Linked DNA regions of Mus musculus: regions 1 and 2 are each linked to region 3. A link is a loop called in an ENCODE intact Hi-C map of the cell type or tissue named here. Cell type or tissue: gastrocnemius. All regions are shown on one strand.

What was found. A loop is a pair of places that touch in the nucleus more often than their neighbours do. Peaks named below come from ENCODE experiments on the same cell type or tissue, not always from the same donor. Only the 100,000 strongest peaks of a DNase experiment are listed, where the experiment ranks them.
Region 1: it touches region 3 in a loop (1.8-fold over the local background); 6 of 42 quality-filtered maps call a loop at or near these places.
Region 2: a loop joins it to region 3, with 2.5 times the contacts of the local background. A loop is called at or near these places in 10 of 42 quality-filtered maps.

What each region holds. Positions count from the first base shown.
Region 1 is chr12:44,931,770-44,934,269 of GRCm38, reverse strand. All of the region lies in intron 2 of Stxbp6 (syntaxin binding protein 6 (amisyn)), which reads left to right. It overlaps Gm33548 (a long non-coding RNA gene), which reads right to left. Exons shown (of 3, transcript XR_381565.4): 2 at 1,782-1,877; 3 at 1,344-1,664. Among named protein-coding and RNA genes, the nearest start is that of Gm33548, 6.5 kb to the right of the region's middle. In gastrocnemius, no CTCF peak of the experiment used is centred here; a DNase peak (open chromatin) is centred at 1,527; H3K4me3 peaks cover 982 bases; H3K27ac peaks cover 1,010 bases.
Region 2 is chr12:45,160,732-45,163,231 of GRCm38, reverse strand. No RefSeq gene overlaps it. Among named protein-coding and RNA genes, the nearest start is that of Gm24731, 53 kb to the right of the region's middle. In gastrocnemius, a CTCF peak has its summit at 991 (motif pointing right); a DNase peak (open chromatin) is centred at 1,019.
Region 3 is chr12:45,008,781-45,011,280 of GRCm38, reverse strand. All of the region lies in intron 2 of Stxbp6 (syntaxin binding protein 6 (amisyn)), which reads left to right. Gm38487 (a long non-coding RNA gene) reads left to right here. Exons shown (of 2, transcript XR_381564.3): 2 at 1-455. Among named protein-coding and RNA genes, the nearest start is that of Gm38487, 9.4 kb to the left of the region's middle. In gastrocnemius, a CTCF peak has its summit at 1,109 (motif pointing left); no DNase peak of the experiment used is centred here; H3K27ac peaks cover 348 bases.

The DNA of each region.
Region 1 (2,500 bases), 77 kb after region 3:
CTGTATTAGAATTTATATTCAATATACATGAAAGGAAAGACTGGTGTGTGCTAGAGGCAGTATCTCAAGTCTGTGAGGAAAATGTTCAAGTGTTAGTAAACAATATAGAAGCATTTGCCATCTGGACATTTTTAATTAGATTCATGCTTTATATCATATTTTTTAATTTATTAAAATACAATTGTATCACTTCCCCCTTCCCTTTCCTCCTTCCAGCCCCTCGAAAATTTCTCTCCAATTCCTTCCATACTCAAACTGGTAGCTGCTTCTTGCTTGATTATTATTACATATGAATGAATATATTTTTCTATGTAAGTGCATATGTTCGTGTATGTATACACAAATGATAAAACCTGCAAAGTCCATTTTTATTTCTTTGCATATATGTTGTTCTGAAGACTCTCTGTTTTAGATGACAAATTAGGAGGCTCATCCCTGGGAGAGGGATCCCTGCATTCATCATTTACCTATAATTTCGAATTCTCAATAGATGCAGTAGATAAACATAAAAAATTAATTGCATCACAAAAATACTTAGAAAGGGGTTAGGATAAGGACAGACTTCCTGGCTGGCTGATAATATTGAAACCATAAAATACAACCCTAACCCTAACCCTAACCCTAACCCTGGGAGCCATCCATCCTTAGATGAATAGATGAAAAAAAATTAAACGGAAGTATTGCTTAGCTGTAAAGAAAGACATTTATTTCATTTTTTTTTTAAAGGAAGATGTATGCCTCAGATCCTGTGGTAGGTGAAATAAGCCAGGCTCAGACAACTACAGCCTTTTCTCTCATGTGGAGACTAAGGCAGATAAAAGATGATGAGAAGTTGAAGGTGAAGATCTGGGTGAGTGCATGAGTGGACAAAGGGGGTTGGAGGAAGCAAGAGGAGAAATGAGTGAGGGGAGTAAGGATGAATATGAGGGAAACATGTTATGTGCAAGCATGAAAGGCTACTGTGAAAGCAACTATAATGTACAGTTAATATGTGGCAATAAGAGGAACTTGAGAATTTCTACCTCTGTGAATCTAAAAAAAGGGTTCGAAGATTCAGTATTGTTTATAGCAAGTAAAACCTTTATCCTTGGGTGTAAAGGGGAAATGAGAATGCTTGTTCATGTGTGTCACTTCCACATGAAGAAACTGTAGTACAAGAAGGGAAACGGCTAAGACTGACTGACTGTTGTTTGCCAGCCCGCGGCCTACCTGAACCGGGTACCCCTGGGAGGCAGGCTGGGGCTGAAAGAGACTTAGACTGCGAGAGAAGATAATGGAGACCAAGACATGTTTCTGTTCAAGGCCTGAGAGTTTGTGCTTATAAGGGGGAAGGCGACCCCCCCGTCCCCTGTCCCCTGTCCCCCAGTCCACTCTTGGTGCCTGGAGCCATTCTGTCAGCACTTTGTTGGTCTCCAGGCTGGTTGCTTATTCGGGAATCTCTCAGGAAGACAGGTTCAGCCTCTCCAGGTAGCAGAAGAGCAGGGCAGTTGTCACTTCAAAGAGGAGCCAGCCAAGTCCGAAAAAGCTGCACCACAGGTGGCCCCACCTCAGTGGCCACAAGGTTTGTACCAGCCTGCTTCAGGCTGGGGGAGGCTACAATGGACACAGATGCAGGAGTCATGTCTTAGCATCTTATTTTTGAATCATGTAAATGTGCCGTCCATCTAAAATAAGATTAACAAAAGCCTAATGAGTCCCTGGGTATCGACTGCATTTGTAAGTGCTTTTGAGGGATTTGGGAATTGGCCATCATGAGGAACCATCCCTTTCAATTAACAGACCTCAAGCTGTCTGCCAGATGCCAGAGTGCACAGGTGCTCACAGGTGCTCATTGCTGCTTCTCTGCGGTATTAAAGAAGGTCGTGCTTGCCATTCCCCTGTAGAAAAAAAATGAGTATTCTTTATTGAACAATTGAGCATTAAATGGAGCACTTTTCTGAAGTGCCAAGGGGGGGGGATGTAAAATGTTCCGATGACCACTGACAAGGAAGGCAATTTAAGAACGCTCAGTATCCGTACACCTCTCGGCCACCATGGGTGTTAAGCTAGTGCCAGAATCCATCGGCTTTCCATCTGCATCCCAGGCATCACCTCTCTAATTTTCCCTGTTCTTAAACATTACCTGTTGAAGCTGTTAAATCTAGCAAGTACTTTCACCTCCCCAATTAAATGCCCAATTACCAATCTGACGCTTTTGACTCCTGTTTTAAAATGAAATAAACCTGCCCCGCAGCTGTGTTGTTGATGGGAGCAGATCTTGGGGGTGAGCGCTGCTAACTGTTCTTGCTCAGAAGTGCTCTTCTCGCAGTTTAAACAGAGGTCTGATGCTGCCAGCCCCTGAGCTGCGCACATCAGTGTCAGCTGGAATCCACTATGTTCTCTCAAGGGAAGGAAGAGGACGGGGGCAAACAGGAATTGTCAGAGTCCGGTTAGGGATGCTGCAATAATTTCCCTTTTGAGAAAATAATAGTGCTTTTGTGTTAAGGCCAGGAAATGAGAC
Region 2 (2,500 bases), 150 kb before region 3:
GTATGCCTTCATTTGGAGTCATAGAATCTCTGAAAGTCCCCAGATTTCCCAAAATCTTCAAGAACTTTGTATTTGTGCTTTTATTTTTTATGATACTGTAAGTCATCTAGATGAACATGACACTCTAGCTGCATCTGTATTTATGTTCACAATTAGGTGAATTTTGGTGCTACGTCACATCAAGCCAAGAAGTTTCTAGCAGTTCAAGTTAAGAGAAACCCTGGGAAGATGAAAGTGCAGCCTACAACAGTTCTAAACTTCTTTCTATGAGTCTAAGAGAACTTGTTTGCTAAGAGTCACAAGTACCTCTCCGAAAATATGCAATAAACACTCCTGTATTTAGTGGTACCAAAAGATAATTCAATAAGGAGAACATAAATGTGTATACACACATACCAACAAATACACAAATAAACAAAAAATACTAACAAAGTAATTGATCTTTTCTTTATTGAATGATTCCAGAGAAGGCAGAAATGACTGTGTTAGGGGCTTGAGACATCGCTCAGTGATTAAGAGCACTAATTGCTCTTCCAGAGGACCTAGATCCAATTCACAACATCAACATGGCTGTCTTTAACTATCTGTAACTTCAGTTTCAAGGAGTCCAGTGCCTTCTTCTGGACATTAGAAAGGCATACAGATAAAACTGCCATAATACATAAAAATAAAAACAAATTTTAATTCTTTTAATTAAAAAATATATGGTGAACACCATTAATCTCAGCAATATATATGTATATATATGTGTGTGTGTATATATGTTGTGTGTGTATATATATATGTGTGTGTGTGTGTGTATATTGTGTGTGTGTGTGTGTGTGTGTGTATGGACAATGTTAAGCCAAAAGTCTCCCACTTCTATAATGTGTATGCTAAGTTAAAACTTTGTAGATTTACATAAAAATAGGTGTAAAAAAAAAACATCCACAAAGGGAAGCTAAAGAATGTAGTACCTGAAGGGCACATTGCTGTGACTAGCCTCAGAGTGTCCTGTAGGTGGTGCAATATCACACATACATTAGTAAAGTGCTAGGGACCAGGAGGGTGCATCCATTTCTAAATAGCAAATACACAGGGTCCACCCAGGCTAGATTGGTCCTTTAACCATGACAGTAACTCGCCATAGCAATGAGTGTCAGACATTCAGACTGGATTTCAGACTCGTGGCAGTGATTAGTGGATGCAACCGAAGAAATGAAGAAACAAACGAAACAAGGACAGTGGCAGCTTTTTTTTTCCTTTTTTTTTTATTGGGTATTTATTTCATTTACATTTCCAATGCTATCCCAAAAGTCCCCCACACGCTCCCCCACCCACTCCCATTTCTTGGCCCTGGCGTTCCCCTGTACTGAGGCATATAAAGTTTGCATGACTAATGGACCTCTCTTTCCACTGATGGCCGACTAGGCCGTTTTCTGATTCATATGCAGCAAGAGATATGAGCTCCAGGGGGCACTAGTTAGTTCATATTGTTGTTCCACCTATAGGATTGCAGATCCCTTTAGCTCCTTGGGTACTTTCTCTAGTTCCTCCATTGGGGGCCCTGTGGTCCATCTACTAGCTGACTGTGAGCATCCACTTCTGTGTTTGCTAGGCCCCGGCATAGTCTCACAAGAGACAGCTCTATCTGGGTCCTTTCAGCAAAATCTTGCTAATGTATGCAATGGTGTCAGTGTTTGGAAGCTGATTATGGGATGGATTCCTGGATATGGCAGTCTCTAGATGGTCCATCCTTTCTTCACAGTTCCAAACTTTGTCTCTGTAACTCCTTCCATGGGTGTTTTGTTCCCAATTCTAAGAAGGGGCAAAGTGTCCACACTTTGGTCTTCGTTCTTCTTGAGTTTCATGTGTTTAGCAAATTGTAGCAGCTTTATTTGAGGAATATTTCCTGGGCCCCAGCAATGCCCTCAACATGGTACACCCATTATCTCTTTCCTATCAAATAGTCTATGGGTAATTATAATTAATAGATTTGTCTTATTTTACATGACAAGGAAATTAGAAACCAATACAGTCTAAAATGCCTTATTATACAGTCAAATAAGCCAGAATTCTAACACAAGTAACCTCATCCTAAAACATCCCCAAAACTGCTCTGCTGTGTGCAAAGACAGGGAAAGTATATGTATTTTGATAAGAGAAGATATTAGAGGAAGAAACCATGGCCATTGGGATTTGGTCCAGTGGGGCATCAGCCTGTTTCATCATCCCAGATTCTGACTGGCATTTCACACTCCCAGACACATCACCATTTTGGGGTACCTCCCTGTTTGCCACCTACATCTGGTTGTACTTCTTGTGGGGGAAGAATTCTTGTAGTCTGATCTCTTACTTCCACAAGCATCCTGCCAATACTGGGATCCTCTCTGTGGATCACTGTGGGCTATGCCTTTCCTCTCACCACCCACCCACAGAGCTAGACTCTGGAAGATCATGCAACAGCAGTTCTTACTTCCGTACACACTGGAATCACCTTGAAGTTAAAAAATGTCTGGGC
Region 3 (2,500 bases):
CTATGATGATGTAATTTCTGTCACTTCCACCCACCTTCTGAACACAAGTTATTTTTTATCTACCATATGTGGACCCCATGTGGTTGAGGCTGTGGAGCTCATGTTAGGCTGCATGCAAACCATGCATCTGCTTAACAAACCACATTACTCTGTGAAGCCCATGAGTGCTTGGAAGTGGATTTGCCATGCCAGGCTTATACCTGTCTGTTATTCCTTAAGATCCAAGTTTCTATTTTCATAAAGGAAACATTGGAAGCTGAGAGTGGCCCTCCTAAGCAGCATCCGCTCAGTTCTGACCAGAATTCTTTCTATAGTCTATGGATTTATGAAGGTTAGAGCATTTCTCTGCACACTCGTGGATACCTATACTCATGTATATGTAATATATGAAACATACATACCCATATGCACGTGTGCGTATTTGAAACAAGTAATATATTACTCTACAAAAAAAAGGGAAGGGGAGGAAAAATCCAAATGTGAAATATGTACAAATCCTGACATTGGCTTTTTTAATTTTCATACTTTTAAATATTTCTTCACTATGATATCCTAGATATAATTTTGGCCTCTTATTTAACATGATAAGAAGAATTTTATTTTGCATATTTTTAAAGAAGATAACTTTAATGGTTTCTTGTCTACCACAGATCCATTTGTTTCTGGGCTGGCTGGAATTTTTTTTCAATTTTTTATCATGAGAAATAATGATTTTGACATTAGATATTTTGGACTTTGAGTTGCATTATTTAGCTCATGCTGAACTCAAATTTAAAATCTATTTGCTTTATTCCCCAAGTACAATCATGAACCACCAGGCCTGGTTTGCATGCATTGTTTATAAATGAATAAACTGGGAACTGTGTGGATGACTAATAGGAAATGCCTACAGTACTAGAGGGTAGTAGGGTATGACTGGAACTTTAGTCCTCTGTTCCCTATGAATGTTTGCCCTGGATGAAAATTAATTGATTTCCAAACCTTTTTCTGGGGTCTGAAGAGATGCTCAGAAGTAAAAGCACTAGCTAGCTGCTCTTGTAGAGGTTCTCAATACCCACTTGGTGGATCACAAATTGAGTTCTAGGGCTATCTGGTGCTCTCTTCTGGCCACCGAAGACATTGCTTGCACATAGTGTGCATATATGCGTGGACAAAACACTCATACATGTAACTGTTTTAAAATTAAGTCATCCAGAATCCCTTTAAAGTATCATATTCTATTCATTTTTGTGTATTTAACAAAGAGTGAACAATACTTAGGCTATTTAATATTCTCTCCCTTCAAGTCCTCTTTGATATAATAAGATCCTTGAAACTTTAAGGCTTATGCTGTAATTTGATTTCAACACACATAGGATGTATGTATGTATGTATGTATGTATGTATGTATGTATGTATAAGTATACTGCCATATGTGACTGAGGCTGTTTGCAGAAAAAGGGAAGAAGGTATTTAAAATACTTAAGAGTGCAGCCTGACCAGGTTGCAGAAGAGGAGCTTTGATGTCTGGCTAGCTTGACTGCAAAATCATTAGTCGTTTTCTATTGGCTTTGTTAGATGAGGTATTAGAGAAATAATAAATGTCAACCAAAATGCTTAGGCTTTTCATTTTAGGTCAGTGCACTTAATTAATAATTTACTTTGACATTTTATCAGATACAACACCTGAACCTACAAAGCAATGGAGTTAATAGGTAATAACTTCTTAGGGTTTTCCCCTGCACAATACTAGATATTCATGTCTACAAAGAAACCATAGTCATTCCCAAAGTTAATTCCAAGAACAAGAACCAGAACCAGAACCAAAACCAGAACCAGAACCAGAAGAGGCTCACAGAGATTGAATGGCTGACCTAGCATCATAGAACTACTGCTGTTAGGCGGAAGAAAGAAAGAAAGAAAGAAAGAAAGAAAGAAAGAAAGAAAGAAAGAAAGAAAAGAAAGAAAGAAGAAAGAGAGAAAGAAAGAGAGAGCCTAATATTTTACCTCTTTTTTTTTTCTTTTTCTTCAAGACAGGGTTTCTCTGTATAGCCCTGGCTGTCCTGGAACTCACTTTGCAAACCAGGCTGGCCTCGAACTCAGAAATCCACCTGCCTCTGCCTCCCGAGTGCTGGGATTAATATTTTACCTCTTGCCGACCTGATTTTTCCCTCTGGCTATAGCAGATGAGGAAGGAATGAGTTTCAGGTGAGGTTAACTTGGGTGTCTGAAGTGAACATCAAGCTGCATCTCCACAGTTCCTGCTCACACCATGACAAAGAGTGAACTGTAACACACAGTGAGCTGTGGGTCAGGGAGGCATCTGTCCCTTTTGAGCTTTAATGATTGTAAGGATATGAGTTCGTCCATAAAAGGCAGCTGTGCAGTTCTGTCCTTTTTCTCTGCCAGGTCCTTCTAGACATGGAGACCCGGAAAGTGCATAGGGGAAGTACTTTGAAAGGAAAAGCCTGGTGTTGTTTTACTTTTGTCTTTAATTTAATATCTCATCAACTCCCAATGT